2 separate regions of the Homo sapiens genome follow, and region 1 is linked to region 2. A link is an interaction called in ENCODE POLR2A ChIA-PET data of the cell type or tissue named here. Cell type or tissue: GM12878. All regions are shown on one strand. Each heading gives the region's core, and the rest is flanking DNA. Links, peaks and the distances in the headings are about the cores only. Region 1 has its middle 21 kb from the start of SCNN1B. Region 2 overlaps SCNN1B (sodium channel epithelial 1 subunit beta).

Region 1 (10,811 bases), core at 2,812-10,811, 54 kb before region 2:
CAAAAATGAAAAGCATTGAAAATCATGGCATGTTGAAGACAAGAAGGACGTTCTGTCTATCTAGAGAGCAGAAGGCAAGCCATGATGGTGGAGCAACCACAGGGGCTAGACCAGGCGGGGTGTTATAAGCTGGGTCAAGGAATTTATCCCAATAATGATCAAAGCCATGGAAGGATCTGAAATTCAGGATAAATTTGCATTCCAGAAAAATTTATCTCGTTTGTATATGGAGAATAGACTGGAGGGGAAAAGCAGAGAAGATAGCAGGAGACCAGCTGTGAAGGTGAGAAAAGATGACAGTCTAAACTACAGGAGTGGCTGCAGAGGGCAGTGAGAGTTCCAGATATCAGGAAATGGGGTTAGAGGATTCATAATGGATGAGATGGGCAACTAAGCAAAACAGATAAACAAGGATGAGGGCTGAGTTTACCTGTGGGATAGCTGAATGGTTGGTGATTCCATTAGCCAAGAAAGACAACAATCCCAGCAGTTTGGGGGGTGGGATTAGTTCACTTTGGACTTGTCAGGTTTGTGGTACCTACTGGACATTTAGAGAGCATTGCTCTGTAGTTAATTTTTCTTTCTTTCTTTCTTTCTTTCTTTCTTTCTTTCTTTCTTCTTTCTTTCTTTCTTTCTTTCTTTCCTTCTTTCTTTCTTTCTTTCTTTCTTTCCTTCCTTCCTTCCTTCCTTCCTTCCTTTCTTTCCTTCCTTCCTTCCTTCCTTCCTTTCTTTCCTTCTTTCTTTCTTTACTTCTTTCTTTCTTTTTTTGTAGGGAGGACAGAATCTTGCTTTGTCACCCAGGCTGCAGTGCAATGGTGCAATCTCAACTCAGTGCAACTTCCACCTCCCAGGGTTCAAGTGATTCTCCTGCCTCAGCTTCTCGAGTAGCTGGGATTACAGATGCCCGTGAACATGCACAGCTGATTTTTGTATTTTTAGTAGAGACAGGGTTTCACCATGTTGGCCAGGCTGGTCTTGAACTCCTGAACTCGTTCGTGATCCACCCACCTTGGCCTCCCAAAGTGCTGGGATTACAGGCATCAGCCACCGTGCCTGGCTTCTTTCTTTCTTTTTAAGAGACAGGGTCTCACTCCATTGCTCAGGCTGGAGTACAGTGGTGTAATCATAGCTCACTGCAGCCTCGAACTCCTGGGCTCAAGCGATCATCCTGCCTCGACCTCCCAGACAGCTGAGATTACAGGCAGGTGCTACCATGCCCAGTTAATTTTTTAAATTTTTGAGGGGGTCCCAACTATGTTGCTCAGGCTGGCCTTGAACTGGTGGCCTCAAGCAATCCTCCTGCCTTGGCATCCCAAAGTGCTGGGATTACAGATGTAAGCTGGACCCAGCCTTGTAGTCAATTATATATGGGCCTAGAGATCAAGAAAAAGATTCAGGCTGAGGATACAGTCATGAGAGTCAATAAGTTCATTCCAGGGAGAGGAGGAAGGAGAGAAACAGGAGAAAGAACAAGGCCTGGACTGAAACCCTGTGGAATGCCAACATTTAAGGAGTGAGCAGAGGAAGTGGAGCTCACACAAGCATCTGATACAAAGCAGTGTAGCATCTGAGGACAAAAGACAATGAGAGCGTGACATCATGAAGATCAAGGAAAGAGACAATTTCACGAAAGCATGTGCAGGCAACAGTATTTGCAGAGAGGCAAACTAAATCAAGGGCTGAAAACCATCCATCAGTTTTGGACAGGAAGGAAGTTGATGTGTTGGTAAGAGCCAGATTGCCCCGGATTGACGAGGAGGGGAGATGAAGGCCACTCAATCAGGAGCATTGCTGTGAAGGAATGAAAGAATTCAGAACAGTGTCGGAGGAAAATTTAGCATGTCCATGGAAGGTATTCCTCATTTTAAGATAGAAGATGCAGCCAGGCACCGTGGTTAACACCTGTAATCCCAGCACTTTGGGAGGCCAAGGCGGGTGGATCACTTGAAGCCAGGAGTTCGAGACCAGCTTGGCCAACATGGCGAAACCCTGTCTCTACTAAAAATGCAAAAATTAGCCAGGCATGGTGGCGTGCACCTGTGATCCCAGCTACTTGGGAGGCTGAGGCACGAGAATTGCTTGAACTCAGGAGGTGGAGGTTGCAGTGAACCAAGATCACTCCACTGGACTCCAGCCTGGGCAACAGAGCAAGACTCTGTCTCAAAAAAAAAAAAAAAAAAAAAAATATATATATATATATATATAGAAGACACCTTTCCTTGACATCTTGGCACTTTGTAAGCCCTTTGGAACTCAGACACCACCAAAGAGAAAAGAGTGAAGATCCCAAAATTCATTAATTTAACAAATATATATATATATATTGAGATGCTCTGTTGCCTAGGCTGGAGTGAGTGCAGCAGTGCAATCTCTGCTCACTGCAACCTCCACCTCCTGGGTTCAAGCGATTCTCCTCCTGTAATTATTCCAGTTACTTGGGAGGTTGAGGCCGGAGAATTGCTTGAACCAGGGAGGCAGAGGTTGCAGTGAGCCGAGATCGTGCCACTGAGACTCCGTCTCAAAAAAAAAAAAAAAAAAAAGGACCAGGCAGGGTGGGGAGGGAGGGGGAAGCATGAAGGACAGAAGTAAGAAAATCCAGGTGATCCAGGTGACAGGTGATGCTATATTGGGGAGGGGGAATGAAGTGCCAGCAGTGGAAATGGTGAGAAATGAATCCATTCTAGAAATACTTTGAAGGTAGACTCAGCTGGCTTCACTGGCTGATTGGCTGTGCGTTGTAAGAGAGTAGGATCAACCCTAAAGGGGAATGAAGTGCTGATACAGGCTAAAACATGCTTGAACCTCAAAACACTTGGCTAAGTGGAAGAAGTCAGGTCCTCTAAGTTGTTGCCAAGAAGGACAACAACCTCGGCTATTTGGGAGTGGGGTGAGTTTCACTTTGGGCTTGTCAAGTTTGTGGTGCCTATGGGACATTTAGAGAGAGATGATCTGTAGTTTTGTTTTGTTTTGCTTTGTTTTGAGACAGTCTCACACTGTCACCCAGGCTGGATAGCCTGTCCACATATTGTATGATTCAATTCATGTGAAATGTCCAGAATAGGTAAATCCATGCAGATGGAAGGCAGACTGCCAATTGCCAGGGGGTAGTGGGAGACGGGAGGGGGGTAACTGCTTAATGAGTATGGGGTTTTCTTATAGGGTGATACAAATGTTTTGGAATTAGAGGTGATGGTTGCATAACATCTGAGTGCACTCAATGGTACTGGATTGTTCACTTTAAAATGGTTAATTTTATTGCTTGAGGCCAGGAGCTTAAGATCAGCCTGGGCAACATAGTGACCCCCCCACCCCTCACATCTCTACAAAAAATAAAAAATTAGCCCAGCTTGATTGCATGCACCTGTAGTCCCAGCTACTTGGGAGGCTGAAGTGGGAGGATCACTTGAGCACAGAAGTTGGGGGCTGCAGTGAGCTATGATCGTACCACTGCACTCCAGCCTGGACGACAGAGTGAGAACTTGCCTCTAAAAAAATAAAAAATGAAATGAAATGGCTAATTTTATGTTCTGTGAATCTCACCTTAATAAAAAAAAAGGGGAGGGGGCGGGTGTTGAAAAAAAGCCTCCAAAGTCTTTGGTCTGAAAATTTTGTGTGTGTGGGGTGTGTGTGTGTGTGTGTGTGTGATGGGGGCTGACTCTGTCACCCAGGCTGGAGTGCAGTGGAGCAATCTTGGCTCACTGCAACCTCTGCCTCCCGGGTTCAAGCAATTCTCCTGCCTCAACCTCCCAAGTAGCTGGAATAATTACAGGTGCCCACCACCACGCCTGGCTAATTTTTGTATTTTTAGTAGAGACGGGTTTTCACCATGTTGGCCAGGCTGGTCCTGAACTCCTGGGCTCAAGTGATCTGCCCACCTCAGCCTCCCAAGCTACTGGGATTACAGGTGTGAACCACCACGCCCAGCCGTGGTCTGAAACCTTAAAGATCAGGGTTGCCATTTACTGAGATGGAGAAAACTTACACAAGGAGGAGGGTGAGGGAGAAGCTTCTGGTGTTCAGTGCTGGATAATTCTTAATTTGGAGATGTCTAATGAACATCCAAGTGAGATTGTCAAGGACACAGATAGATGTGCTTGGATTTCAGGGAAAATGCTGAAGAAATTTGGGAGTCCTCCGCATATAGCTTATCTTTGGGCTCAGAACTGGCTGATATTTAATTTTCTGCTTCTTTTTTGAAGAGGACAGAAATACAAATTACTTCGTTACAGAAAAGTAAACACTTTTATGTGTTGCACGTCCAAGATTGTGGAGTGAAATTCGTACCTTCTACGTTCAGATGGGTTGCAGCTCTTTAAACCCAGCCAGGCATGACTGATCTGGAGCCAGGCAGGGCCGGGCTTGCTGGGAGGGTGGAGGAAGCCTGCAGAGCTCCGAGCTCTCTCCAGTGTTTCTGCAGAGCCCCTGGAGAACAACAGCTGACTTTGTGTATTCAGTAAAGATGCATCTGTCATGCCTACTAGCACTGTTTTCATCCTGCTGAGACTTGTCGGTTGAAAAGCCAGAAGGAATGCACCTGGTTTGCTAGCACCACCGAAATTTTGCCAAACTAAGGGATGCAGATTTTAGAACAACAATCTTCCATTGTTGGTGGTCATGCGCAGTTAACAACCATCACCAACAGTTAGTAGTAACAATGGGTTCAGTCCTTTCCGTGTGCCCAGCACTCCGCCAGGGGCTTTGCGTTCATCCTCTTGTTTCGCTCTTACATGAAGCTTGAGAGGGAAGTATCATTTTTATTTTTATTTTTTTAATTTTAATTTTTTTTTTTGAGACAGAGTCTCACTCTGTCACCCAGGCTGGAGTGCAGTGGAACGATCACAGTTCACTGCAGCCTCAACTTCCCAGGCTCCAGTGATCCTCCCACCTCAGCCTCTTGAGTAGCTGGGCCCACAGGCATGCATCACTATGCCGGCTAATTTTTGTATTTTTGGTAGAGATGGGATTTCCCCATGTTGCCCAGGCTGGAACTCCTGGGATCAAGCAATCCACCTGCCTTGGCCTCCCGAAGTGCTGGGATTATAGGCGTGAGCCACCATGCCTGGCTGGTAGGTATTATTATTATGAGCTCTAGTTTTCCACGTATTAAACAAGCACAGAGAGGTTAAGCAATTTTCCCAAGGGCACACAGCAAGTAAATGAATAATCAGGAGGCGAACTCAAATATGTCTGACTTTCTAGTCTTGTGCTTTGGAAGAATAACACCAGGAAATGTCAGAAGCTTCCTCTTTCACCACTATGCAGTCAGTGGCTAGAGAAGGTGTGGTCTGGGTTCCCCAAGTGACCATGTGCCTCCTCACCAGCCCCTAGCACAGGATCGGCACATAATTGGTGTTCAGAGCTTCCTGAATGAATAAACGGATGAATGACTGAATAAATTAACAAGCACACAAACGATCTGCAAATATCACATTGCATTGTGCTTAGTAATTAATGAGCCAGCTCAGGCTGTGGGCTACTTGAGGAGAGAGACACTTCCTTACATCCTGTAACAATGATGTCCAACATGCCAGAAAAATTTAGAGTACAGGTTAAAATGCATGGACCCTGGAGGTGGACTGCTTAGGCACAAATCGTGCCTCCTCTTCTGTACAAGCCCTGAGACCCAGTGATTTGATTTTCTCATCTGGAAAATGGGAAGAACAGTAATAGCCATTCCATAAAGATTTTTATTAAGATTAAATAAGGCGGTGGCCCACACCTGTAATCCCAACACTTTGGGAGGCCAAAGTGGGTGGTTCATCTTTGGTCAAGAGTTCAAGACCAGCCTGGCCAACATGGTGAAACCCCATCTCTACTAAAAATAGGAAAATGAGCTGGGCGTAGTGGCTGGCACCTGTAATCCCAGCTATTCCGGAGGCTGAGGCAGGAGAATCACTTGAACTCTGGAGTGGGAGGTTGCAGTGAGCCAAGACCACACCATTGCACTCCAGCCTGGGTGACAGAGCAAGACTCTGTCTCAAAACAAATAAACAAACAAAAACGATGGAATAAGTTAAGACTCTGGTACATAACAGCTGTTCAGTAAACATTAGCTGTGTGTCCATGGAGGCACAGAGAAAGAAGTCCCTGGCTGTCCCTGGTGGGGTCAGGTACAGTTGGCACTCTGTAACCTAGAATAAGAATAGATAAGGGTTTTTACATATTCTCACTTATAAGTGGTAGCTAGATAATGGGTACACATGGACATACAGAGGAGGAAGTTTCTGACATGTCCTGGTTTTATTCATCCAAAACACAAGACTTGAAAATCAGACATATTTAAGTTTGCCTCCTGATTCTTCATTTAACTGCTGTATGGACTGTATGAAAATCAGACATATTTGAGTTTGCCTCCTGATTATTCATTTAATTGCTGTGTGACCTTGGGCAAATCACTTAACCTCTCTGTGCTTGTTTATATGTGGAAAACTGGGGATCATAATAGTAATACTTACTGGCCGGGTGCAGTGGCTCATGCCTGTAATCCCAGCACTTTGGGAGGCCGAGGTGGGTGAGTTGCTTGAGCCCAGGAGTTCGAGACCAGCCTGGGCAACATGGGGAAACTCCGTCTCTACAGAAAAAATACAAAAATTAGCCTGGCATGGAGACTCCAAAAGGTGGGAGGGTGGGAAAGGGATGAAGGATGGAACACTGCCTATTAGGTACAATATACACTATTTGGGTGATGGGTACATTAAAAACCCAGATTTCACCACTACACACTATATCCACGTACCACGACTGCACTTGTACCCATAAATCCATAAAAATAGAAAATTTAATTTCAATAAATAAAAACAGTGATGGAATTAGTACCCCCCAAAATGAGGGGGAAGAACAGATAGGGTTTTCAAACATTTATTAGGTGCCAAGAACTGAGCTAAGCATCTACTATGTGTCTTCTAATTTAATCTTTACAACAATAACATGAGATAGGCACTATTATTATCCCATTTTCCTGATACAAAGGCTGAGGCTAAGAGAGATTAGGTAACTTGCCAAGATTCACAAAGCAAATAAGTACAGATAAAGAAAGGAATCTATGAATACTCCTCCTTGGTTTATGATGGGGTTACATCCTGATAAACCCATCATGAGTTGAAAATATCTTAATTGAGGTAGGAGGCATGACTCCATTCCAGATGTGGGGCTTGGACACTGGACCAAATTGAGAACTAGCTAAAACAGGGCCAGAGCAGAAGCAACTTTCCATAAGACACACCCACTAGTGTGCCATGTCAGTTTACTATTGCCATGGCAACGCCTGCCCCCTTCCATGGCAACAACCTGACAACCCAGAAGTTACCACCACTTTTTCTAGAAACATCTGCATAAACTGCCTCTTGATTTGTATGTAATTAAAAGTAGGTGTAAATACAAGTACAGCCCTGCCTCTGAGCTGCTTTTCTGGGCACACTGCCTATGAGGTAGCCCTGCTCTGCAAGAAACAGTCCTTCTGCTGCTGCTGTGTGCTGTGGCTTCAATATAAGTTGCTGTTTAACACTACCAGCTTGACCTTGAATTCTCTCCTGGACAAAGCCAAGAACCCTCCTAGGCTAAGCCCCAACTTGGGGGCTTGCCTATCCTGCATCAAGTTGAAATGCATTTGATATACCTGACCTACCAAACATCATAGCTTAGTCTAGCTCCCCTTAAGCTCAGAACACTTACGTTAAGCTGGGCACAGTGGCTCACGCCTGTAATCCCAGGACGTTGGGAGGCTGAGGCAGGTGGATCACTTGAGGTCAGGAGTTGAAGACCAGCCTGGCCAACATGGTGAAACCCCATCTCTACCAAAAAGACAAAAATTAGCCAGGTGCGGTGGCACATGCCTGTAGTCCCAGCTACTCGGGAGGCTGAGATATGAGGATCTCTTGAACTCGAGAGGCAGATGTTGCAGTGACCCAAGATCACGACACTGCACTCCAGCCTAGGCAACAGAGCAAGACTCCATCTCCAAAAATAAGAAGGACACTTACTTTAGCCTACAATTGGGCAAAATCATCTAACACCAAGCCTAATTTATAAGAAGGTGTTGAATGTCTTGTGTAATGTATTGAATATTGCACTGAAAGTGAAAAACAGAATGGTTGTATAGGTACTCCAGGTACAATTTCTACTGAATATATATGGCATTTGCACCATGGTAAAGTCAGAAAATCCTAAATTGAACCATTGTAAATCAGGGATTGTCTGCATTGTCCCTGAAAAACAAAACCATTGTAGGCAATTCAAATAGAGGAAATTTGATACAAGAAATTAATTACACAAATGATTCAACAGCTGAGAAGCCAAGCCGGAGATGGTGAAGCAATCCTGGACTCAGCAACATCAGGAAACTACTCTCACAGGTAGGGCTGGAGGGACACAGGGAGGATGTGGTGTTACCGATGCCCAGAGCTGGGTCATGCTCAGAACTTGGTCCACCTAGAAGGAGCTAGAACCACAGCAGGAGCTTCCCAGTGAGAAGCTAAACCATGGAGGAGGTGCAGCCTCTGTTGGGAAATGTTCTCTGAATTTGGGGAACGAAGGACCGCCCTGGCTCCTCCCCTTGTCCCACCATCCAATCTCCTGCCAGTGCCTCTTTTTGGCCCAATTTAGATAGAAGTCAATTGACCAGTTGGCAGTAGAGCTTGGGAAATGTACCTTGCATTAGAAATGTTAGGGATGGCCGAGTGCAGTGGCTCGCACCTGTAATCCCAACATTTGGGATGGCTGAGGTGGGCGGATCACCTGAGGTCAGGAGTTCAAGACCAGCCTGGCCAACATGGCGAAAACCTGTGCCTACTAAAAGTACAAAAATTAGCCAGGTATGGTGGCACGTGCCTATAATCCCAGCTACTCGGGAGGCTGAGGTAGAAGAATTGCTTGAACCCAGGAGGAGGAGATTGCAGTGAGCGGAGACAGTGCCACTGCACTCCAGCCTGGGCAACAGAGCAAGACTCCATCTCAAAAAAATAAATAAATAAAAATAAATTAAGAAAATAAATAAAATAAAATGGCAGAGCATGGATCTAAGATCAAACAGGTCAACAACCCACATGTTGGTCTTGTTAGAACTCCAGCACCTCACATAGTGTTTGGCACAACGAAGGCACTCCATAAATAGAAAGAAAGCTAGGAGGCAGAGGGAAGGGCAGACAAACACTAAAGTCTGTGCTCTTAACCCAGAGGGAGCAACCTCAGATGCCTACAGCAGTCAGACAGAGCATACAAAAGCATGGAGTGAACCAGTTCTAGGGAGAGGTGAGGACCATGTCAAACTGGAGAGCACACCCCATGTCTAAATGGGGCAGCCCTACTAAGTAACTTTCAGCCAATTTCTGCCAAGGAATGCAAGTTCAGTGTTGCCAGATCTGCTGACTTCTCAGGAGAAATAGAAAATCCTGATTTTCAAGTTCGATCTGCTACTTTTTAAATGTTGGCAAACAAATCAAATCCAAATGAGCCTGGGGCATCTTGTTGGGCTGGAAAGCAAAGAAGCTTATCAAAGACTATGCGAGTTCATGGTCCCATCAGAAGGACACAGAGGTAGCCTGGCAGGGCTCCCACTTGCTCAATTTGGACCATTTTTTAGTATCAAAAAGAAAGAATGAATAATCCTGGAACAGAAAAAACACATTAGTGGAGAAACTGGTAACATTTAAATAAAGTCTAGAGTTTGGTTAATAGTAATGTATGAACATTGGTTTCTCACTTTTGTCAAAGGTACCATATGGTCATGTTAGACGTTAAGAAGTTAAGACTCTCACTCTGTCACCCAGGCTGGAATGCCATGATGTGATCATTGCTCACTGCATCCTCAGTCTCCTGGGCTCAAGCTATCCTCTTGTCTCAGCCTCCCCAGTAGCTGGGACTACAGGTGTGCACCACCACACCCAGCTAATTTTTTATTTTTTGTAGAGGTAGGGCCTCGCTATGTTGTCCAGGCTGGTCTCAAACTCATGGCCTCAAGTGATCCTTCTGCCTCAGGCTCCCAAAGTGCTGAGATTACAGGCATGAACTAGTGCACCCAGCCTAAAAAAATATGTTTTAAAAAATAATAAATGGGCCAGGCATGGTGGCTTATATGTGTAATCCTAGCACTTGGGCAGGCCAAAGCAGGAGACTCACTTGAGCCCGGGAGTTGAAGAACAGCCTGGCCAACATAGCAAGACTCTATCTGTACAGAAAATTTTTAATTAGCAAGAGTAAAAAAACAATAATAATAAAAAAAAATAATAAAAAATACAATAATAGTCTGGGCACAGTGGCTCACGCCTATAATCCCAACACTTTGGGAGGCCAAGGCAGAAGGATCACTGGAGGTCAGGAGTTCAAGACCAGGCTGGGCAACATGGCGAAACTCCATCTCTACTAAAACCACGTGAATTAGCTGGGCATGGTAGTGCATGCCTATAATCCCAGCTACTTGGGAGGGTGAGGAATGAGAATCGCTTGAACCCAGGAGGCAGAAGTTGCAGTGAGCCAAGATCGAGCCACTGCACTCCAGCCTGGGCAACAGAGCGAGACACTGTCTTAAAATAATAAATACCATTGAATGAAACATATTAAATCTATTTTTAAAGATCAATGAATTCATAATGATATTTTAAAAGAGAAAGAGAAAACAGAAAAGGAGGAACTATTTGTCATCATTGGAGGCAGCTGTTGCATCAAGTCCTTACTCTAAAAATAGTAGTGATAACAAGGAAAGAATTTATTCTGCCCTAGTCAGTGAGGGAAAGAAGCTCTTCTTTAAGGAAGAATGCCTGCTCACAAATGTCAAAGGAATGAGAGCATTAGAACTTTGCAACTCCGAACAAAATGAT
Region 2 (8,000 bases), core at 1-8,000:
TCCCACTTCAGCCTCCCAAGCAGCTGGGACCACAGGCACATGCCATCATGCCCAGCTCTTTTTTTTTTTTCTTTTTTGAGATGGAGTCTCGCTCTGTTGCCCAGGCTGGAGTGCAGTGGTGTGATCTCGACTCACTGAAACCTCTGCCTCCCGAGTTCAAGCGATTCTCCTGCCTCAGCCTCCCGAGTAGCTGGGATTACAGGCGCCCACCACCATGCCCAGCTAATTTTTTGTATATTTAGTAGAGACGAGGTTTCACCATGTTGATCAGGCTGGTCTTGAACTCCTGACCTCAGGTAATCCACCCACCTCGGCCTCCCAAAGTGCTGGGATTACAGGAGTAAAGCACAGCACCCGGCCTCGTTTTTTATTTTTTGTAGAGACGGGATCTCACTATGTCGCCAGGCTGATCTCGTACTCCTAAGCTCAAGTGATCCTCCTGCTTTGGCTTCCCAAGGTGCTGGAATTACAGGCATGAGCCACCATGCCTGGTCAGAGATGTTTTTTATCCCCTAGGCTCCCTGTAATCCCACATATAGGCATTGCCAGGGCCAGGGCACCTGCTGACATGGTGAGGATTCCATCCTAGTGGAGTGACCCCAGCCTCACGGGTCTTCCTTCAAAGGAGCCAAGTGTAGAAAAGTGGCCTTGTTGGCCAGGCACAGTGGCTCATGCCCGTAATCCCAGCACTTTGGGAGGCCGAGGCAGTGGATTACGAGGTCAGGAGTTCAAGACCAGTCTGGTCAAGATGGTGAAACCCCACCTCTACTAAAAATACAAAAACTTAGCTGGACGCGGCGGCAGGCGCCTGTAATCCCAGCTTACTCGGGAGGTTGAGGCAGGAGAATCGCTTGAACCTGGGGGGCAGAGGTTGCAGTGAGCCAAAATCGCCCCATTGCACTCCAGCCTGGGCGACAGAGTGAGACTCCAAAAAAATAAAAAAGAAGAAGAAGAAAGGGAGGAAGGAAGGAAGGGAGGGAGGGAGGGAGGGAGGGAGGGAGGAAGGAAGGAAAGAAGGAAGGAAGGAAGGAAGGAAGGAAGGAAGGAAGGAAGGAAGGAAGGAAGGAAGGAAGGAAGAAAGAAAAAAGGCCTTATTGCTGAAGCATAGATGGCCACCAGGGCCAGGCAGGCTAGGTTTAGGTGCAGCTGTTTGCAGTTGTTGTCTGGGAAAACCAGCTGCCAGCCATTGAGGAATTCGGGACAACTAGAGACCTTGGGGAGTATGGGATTTCCCTGCCAGGGAGTGACTCAGTCCCACGAGAAGCAGAGTCTAGAGACCTCTTCTCTGCTTGGCCATTTCTCTGTGAATGACAGTTCCAACCACCCATGGTAAACACCCAGGGCCATTTTGAATAATTCTACACCTTCCATAAAATGTTAATACCAAGAATAATAATTTTTAAAAATAACAATAGCTGCCATTTATGAACACTTACTTTGCGACGGGCACTGTGCAAACTGCTTCCCATGCCTTATCTTATTGAATCCTGACAACAACCTAGAAGGCACAGGTACTATTATTCCCATTTGCAGATGATAAAATTAAGGCTCATGGCTGGATGCAATGGCTCGCACTTGTAATCCCAGCACTTTGGGAGGCCAAGGTGGGGGGATTGCTTGAGCCCAGGAGTTTGAGACCAGCCTGGGCAATACAGCAAGACCCCATCTCTAATTTAAAAATTAAATTAAGTTAAAATTTAAAAATAAAGACTCAGAGAGACCAACCTATTTACGTCATGGATTGAGCCCCTTCCTTAAGGAGATGGCAGAACCAGACCCTAACTGGGGCCTAACTCCCAAACCCTACCCTGTCTGCCCTTGAATGGGAATGTTAGTCACATCCAGGTCCTTAACGCCCAGATGTGCTGTGCTTGCCTGCGATGTGGATGGGAATTACTCATCACCATGTAAGGTTGCTCCCTGCCCCATAGAATGAGAGGGTGACTCTGCCATTGCCACACCATGGAATGAAACCGTGGGACAGCCACCAACATGCCCCCAACAGGGTGGACAGCCACATTCCCCAGACACCACCCAACACGTGGGGCAGCGACCCCAGAGAACATCTCCACGTGGTGTGGGAGTGTGGCTACCGCCTCAACACTGCCTTACAGTGAACCTCCCATGACCCACCCCGGAGAACTCAGAGTTGACATCAGCATGACATTGCTGTAAATTCTTAGCATTTCAGGGCTCGAATGAGTGATAAAGTGTTTCTAAACCAGTGCTTTCCAGCCTTTTTCGAGTCATGGACTATATACATGCATACTGTATGCACAGGATTCACACTACAGTAAAGAGACAAGGTGGCATGTGACCAATGGCAGTGGAGGGCAGGCAGTGGGGGACAGGGGTGCTCCAGCCGCCCACAGGTCTAGAACATCAACACTTCAGCTCACCTGAAACCCTGAGGCACACCCGTCTGGACTGCCCTAGTCCTGCCTTAACCTGCAGCAGCTGTTCTTCCTTGCTTTGCTTCCTCAGCTCTTGTGGTAAAGCTGTTTGCACCCCATTCACCCCTCTGCAACCTTCTCATTCTAAGTGGTCAAGCTGTTTCCCATTTGAGAATATTACAGTGTTGCAATCAACATCCTTAAACTGTGCACACGTGTGTGCATGCACCAATGCACCAAAGCACACTTACTACATGAAGTGGAACTGTGGGGTCATGGGCTGTCACATTTTAAATGTAGTAGGGACTGCCAGATTGCTGTCCAAATGACTGCACCAATTTCAACCCCATCAGCACATAAACGTGTTTTTTTCCCCAGAGCTCGGCCCATACTTAGTATTATGGAACAGTTTAATCTTTGCAAATCTAATCACTGCTATACAAATTTTTTGGCTCTAACTCTAATCAGTCCACATTTTAAATTTTAATTGCTCTTTTCAATATTTTTTTTCTCTTTCCTGTGGACATGTAAGCTACACGAAGGCAGAGATTCATTGCCTGACTGTTTTGTTCACTGATGAATGTCCAGCACCTAGAACAGTGCAGAGTACACAATGGATGATTAATCAATATTTGCTGACTGAATAGATTAAACATTGATATGCTGCAAAATTCAAAAGGTGCAAAAGGAGTAAATAATTTTTTTATGTCTCCTTTTCTGCCTGTTCCCCCAGCCACTCAGTTCCTTTCTTGAGGGCAACTCATATTACCACTTTCTTGTGTGACCTGGTAGAAGGACTGCACAGATACAAGGAAATACCTCTATGTTGCCTAAGCTGGCCTCATACTTGTGGGCTCAAAGATCCTCCTGCCTCAGCCTCCCAAAGTGCTGGGATTATAGGAGTGAGCCACCGTGCCAGCCTGTATTTTCTTTTTTTTTTTTTTTAGATGGAGTTTCTCTCTGTCGCCCAGGCCGGAGGGCAGGCTTGGCTCACTGCAACCTCCGCATCCCAGGTTCAAGCGATTCTCCTGCCTCAGCCTCCCAATAGCTGGGATTACAGGTGTGTGCCACCATGCCCAGCTAATATTTGTATTTTTAGTAGAGACAGGGTTTTGCCATTTTGGCCAGACTAGTCTTGAACTCCTGACCTCAGGTAATCCACCTGCCTCAGCCTCCCAAAGTGCTGGGATTATAGGTGTGAGCCACTGTGCCCGGCCTCTATTTTTTTTTTTTAACATAAATGCATGTGTGCTTCATATGCTGTTCTACCCTTTCTTTGCTCTCACTTAACTGTATATATTGACAACATTCACTGTCTCTGATCAGCTCAAATAAGACCTGTATCTTAGAGGGCTGTGGAGGAAGCCACTTTCCCTATCGTCTCCATTAGTCATGCTGTGTTTGGCTTTCTGGGAGCACCCCTAGATGTCAGGGAACCACAGCCTTGGGCAAAAGAGGTTCATAGGTGCACACAGAGGATGCGGGCAGCTGCATGGCCCCACTTCAGATTTCCCCAACACCCACCAGAACAGGTGCAAGATGTCAGGTGCCCCGTCTGAGCTAGTAGGTGAGAGGTGGCCGGAAGCCAGGCAATCTGGTTTCTATTTTCAGACCTGCCCTTTGACTCACCATGACTGTGGGTAAGTCCCTCTGAGTCCCTCTGTGCTCTAAATTCGCTGTGTAATGGGCATAATTATGCCCACCCCAACATACTTAAAAGGACGGCATGAAGCCACACCAGGAAATGCCTTGGAAGAGAGCATATGTCCTTGGACCAGTACATGCTTCAGCCCGTGAAAGACAATTAACAGGGCATTTCCCAAAGGGTGGTAAGCAAGACGATTTTTTTTTTTTTTTTTTTGAGACGGAGTCTCGCTCTGTCGCCAGGCTGGAGTGCAGGGGCACGATCTCGGCTCACTGCAGCCTTCCCCTCCCGGGTTCAAGCAATTCTCCTGCCTCAGCCTCCTGAGTAGCTGAGACCACAGATGCGTGCCACCATGCCCAGCTAATTTGTGTATTTTTAGTAGAGACGGGGTTTCACCATGTTGGCCAGGATGGTCTCGATTTCTTGACCTCATGATCTGCCCACCTCGGCCTCCCAAAGTGCTGGGATTACAGACTTGAGCCACCAAGCCTGGCCAAGATGATTTTTTTTTCAATGATTCTCAGAGGAACCTTTTTCTGAATAGTTAAGAAAGTATGTTCATGTGTATTAGGAAAAAATGGCTCAGCACATCAAACCTGTTATTTCACAGGTGTAATATTGCTTTGTATTCATAGTAGTGCCTAGGAGGAAGTTGAGTTTATTTTAGCCAAAAATAAAAAAATGAGATGATGTGGCATTATCTAGTAAGTAAATAATGATACAAGTGCTACACAGATTTAGCAAAAATTGCAAAAGTGGTATACAAATGATCAATGCTAAGGAAAGCATTGAATTAGCAGGTAGTTAGAGGGAAATAACAAAATCAAGCTTATAAATATTTATATGAAATACTCATTTGAAATATTTCTTTTTACTATTTATTTATTAATTTTTTAGACAGTGTCTTGCTGTGTCACCCAGGCTAGGCTTGCAATGATACAATCATAGCTAATTGCAACCTCCAACTCCTGGGCTCAAGCAATCCTCCCACCTCAGCCTCCCCGGTAGCTGAGACCACAGGCACATGCCACCACATTTGGCTAATTTTGTAAGTTTTTTGTAGAGGTGAGGCTTTCAATATGTTACCTGGGCTGGTTTCAAACTCCTGGACTCCAGTGATCCTCCTGCTTCAGTCTCCCAAAGCACTGGGATTACAGGCATGAGCTACCAGGAGTGGCCAGGTTTCTTTCTCTTTCTTTCTTTTTTTTTTTTTTTTGAGATGGAGTTTCACTCTTGTCGTCCAGGCTGGAGTGCAGTGGTATGATCTCGGCTCACTGCAACCTCCACCTCCCTACCAGGTTCAAGCAATTCTCCTGCCTCAGCCTCCCAAGTAGCTGGAATTATAGGCACCTGTCACCATGCCCGGCTAATTTTTGTATTTTTAGTAGAGACAGGGTTTCACCATGTTGACCAGGCTGGTCTCGAATTCCTGACCTCAGGTGATCCACTCACCTCGGCCTCCCAAAGTGCTGTGATTACAGGCTTGAGCCACCGTGCTTGGCCCCAGGTTTCTTCTTATTTAGTGCAAATATATATGACATAGTAAATCAGAGATCAGCAAACTTCTTTAAAGTACCAGATGGTTAATATTTAAACATTTAAAACATATAGGCCAGGCACAGTGGCTCATACCTGTAATCCCAGCACTTTGGGAAGCCAAAGCAGGAGGATCACTTGAACCCAGGAGTTCAAGACCAGCTGGGCAACATGGCAAAACCCCATTTCTACCAAAAAAAAATAATAATAACAAAAATTAGCCGGGTGGCACGCACCTGTAGTCCCAGCTACTTAGGACACTGAGGTGGGAGGATCGCTGGAGTCCAGAAGGTTGAGGCTGCAGTGAGCTGAGATTGTGCCACTGCACTTCAACCTGTATGACAGAGTGAGACTCCGTGTCAAAAAAACCACAACAACAAAAAAGAAAGGCTCATTTAATACATTTCCTGCACCAAAGCTGGTAGCAACCATTTTTCTAAGAAGCCCTGGTTCTTTTAGTCAAAAATGGTATTTAGAGACCAAAATCTTGGTGCTGGGAATGCACATAATATTTGAATTTATAAATAGAAATTGTGTCCAAGGTATGCCCTGGCTTCTCTAGAGATCCTGACAGCTTCCCTAAAACTCTTCTTCACTTTTTCTGGCCTGGACACTAAACCTCAGCTGTGGCTGTTACACCTGGCCAGGTGCTTGAGAATAAAGAGTCAGTCATGTCCTCTGGTTGCCCTTGCAGAGGCAGAAACATGCAAGATTTTTCAATAACCAGAGTCAAATCCACTTTCAGGTTAACCTTCAATTAACTTTAAAAATCCAGCTACCAGAAACCATATTCCCCAGTAATCTTGGATAATTGAGGTTTTGCTGCGAAAATAAGTACAGGGGATTTTAATGAAAGCATCTGACCTGCAATTTACAGGAGTCACAAAGTCAGATGTCCACATGAGCCAGAGCAGCTAATGAAAATGAGTAAAGAGGGCTGGGTATAAGACAGCATGGAATGGGAAGAATTGGGGTGAGCTGGGAACACACTACCCATCCAAGGAGAGCAGCTGCTAGTCAAATCTAGCAGAACATGGTCATGCGGGGACAACCGTCACATCTTTCTGACTTTTCAAAGGATGAAGAAAATCCACGTTTTAAAAAAATGTGAAATCTCATCATTTTGAAATGGCAATGGATTAAAGTCTTTTGTTAGAACTTTATTGAGACATAATTTACATATAATAGAATGCATCCATTTGAAGCATATTGTTTGATGAGTTTTCACAAGTGTATGCATTTAATGAACCACCATCCCATTCAAGATCTAGAATATTCTCATCGTCTCCAAAAGGCTCCCTGTACAACTTTTAGTCAATCCACTACTCACCCAAGGCCCAGATACTTACTGATCTGCTTTCTGTCACAATAGATTAATTCATATTTTCTAGGGGTTCATATAATGGAATTCTATAGTATGTATTCTTACGTGTTTAGCTTTTTACTCGGCTTAATATTTTTTATATACGTCCATGTTTTATGTATCAATAGTTGGTTCCTTTTTATTGTTGAATGGAATCCTATTATGGATATGCCGTAATTTATTTATTTCTTCCCCTGTTGGTGGACGTGTGGATTGCTTCTAGGTGGGGGCTATTATGAATAAGTGAACATATATGTACAAGTCTGTGTGTGAAAGTATGTTTTTCTCCTGGATAAGTAAAAGTGGAATTGCTGGGTCATATGATAACTGTTCATTTAACTTTTTTTTTTTAAATATAGAGACAGGGTCTTACTATGTTACCAAGGCTGGCCTCAAACTCCTGGGCTCAAGCAATCCTCCTGGCTTGGCCTCCCAAAGTGCTGGGATTACAGGCGTGAACCACTGCACCTGGCATCCTTAACTTATTTTTATTATTATTATTATTATTTTGAGATGGAGTCTCACTCTGTCACCCAGGCTGGAGTGCAATGGCACGATCTCGACTCACTGCAACCTCTACCTCCTGGGCTCAAGCGATTCTCCTGTCTCAGCCTCCCAAGTAGCTGGGATTACAGGCGTGTGGCACCACTCCCAGCTAATTTTTTTGTATTTTTAGTAGAGACAGGGTTTCACCATGTTGGCCACGGAGTCTCAAACTCCTGACCTCAAGTGATCCACCCACCTTGACCTCCCAAAGTATTGGGATTACAGGTGTGAGCCACCGCGCCTGGCAACTTTACAAGAAACTATATCAAACTACCTTCCAAAGTGACTGTACCATTTTGCATTCCAACCAGCTGTGTAGGAGAATTCCGGTTGCTACACATCCTCACCAATACTAGATACTATCAGTCCTTCTAATGGGTGTGAAGTGATAGCTCATTGTGGGTGGTTTTGATCTGCATTTCTCCAGTGACTAATGATGGTGAGCATTTTTTTGCATGCTTATGGGCCATTCATATTTCCTCTTTTATGGTGTCTATTCAAATCATTGGCCCATTTT

The links. Peaks named below come from ENCODE experiments on the same cell type or tissue, not always from the same donor. Only the 100,000 strongest peaks of a DNase experiment are listed, where the experiment ranks them.
Region 1: POLR2A ChIA-PET joins it to region 2 with 5 read pairs; 6 of 35 experiments call an interaction of 5 or more read pairs at or near these places.

The regions. Positions count from the first base shown.
Region 1 is chr16:23,275,454-23,286,264 of GRCh38, forward strand. It overlaps a transcript of SCNN1B not described here. Among named protein-coding and RNA genes, the nearest start is that of SCNN1B, 21 kb to the right of the region's middle. RefSeq lists an enhancer at 4,452-4,974. In GM12878, for the core only: no CTCF peak of the experiment used is centred there; no DNase peak of the experiment used is centred there.
Region 2 is chr16:23,332,137-23,340,136 of GRCh38, forward strand. The region is part of intron 1 of SCNN1B (sodium channel epithelial 1 subunit beta); the gene reads left to right. Among named protein-coding and RNA genes, the nearest start is that of SCNN1B, 34 kb to the left of the region's middle. RefSeq lists an enhancer at 3,831-4,110. In GM12878, for the core only: a CTCF peak has its summit at 3,835; DNase peaks (open chromatin) are centred at 2,565, 3,985 and 4,610; H3K4me3 peaks cover 1,858 bases; H3K27ac peaks cover 3,841 bases.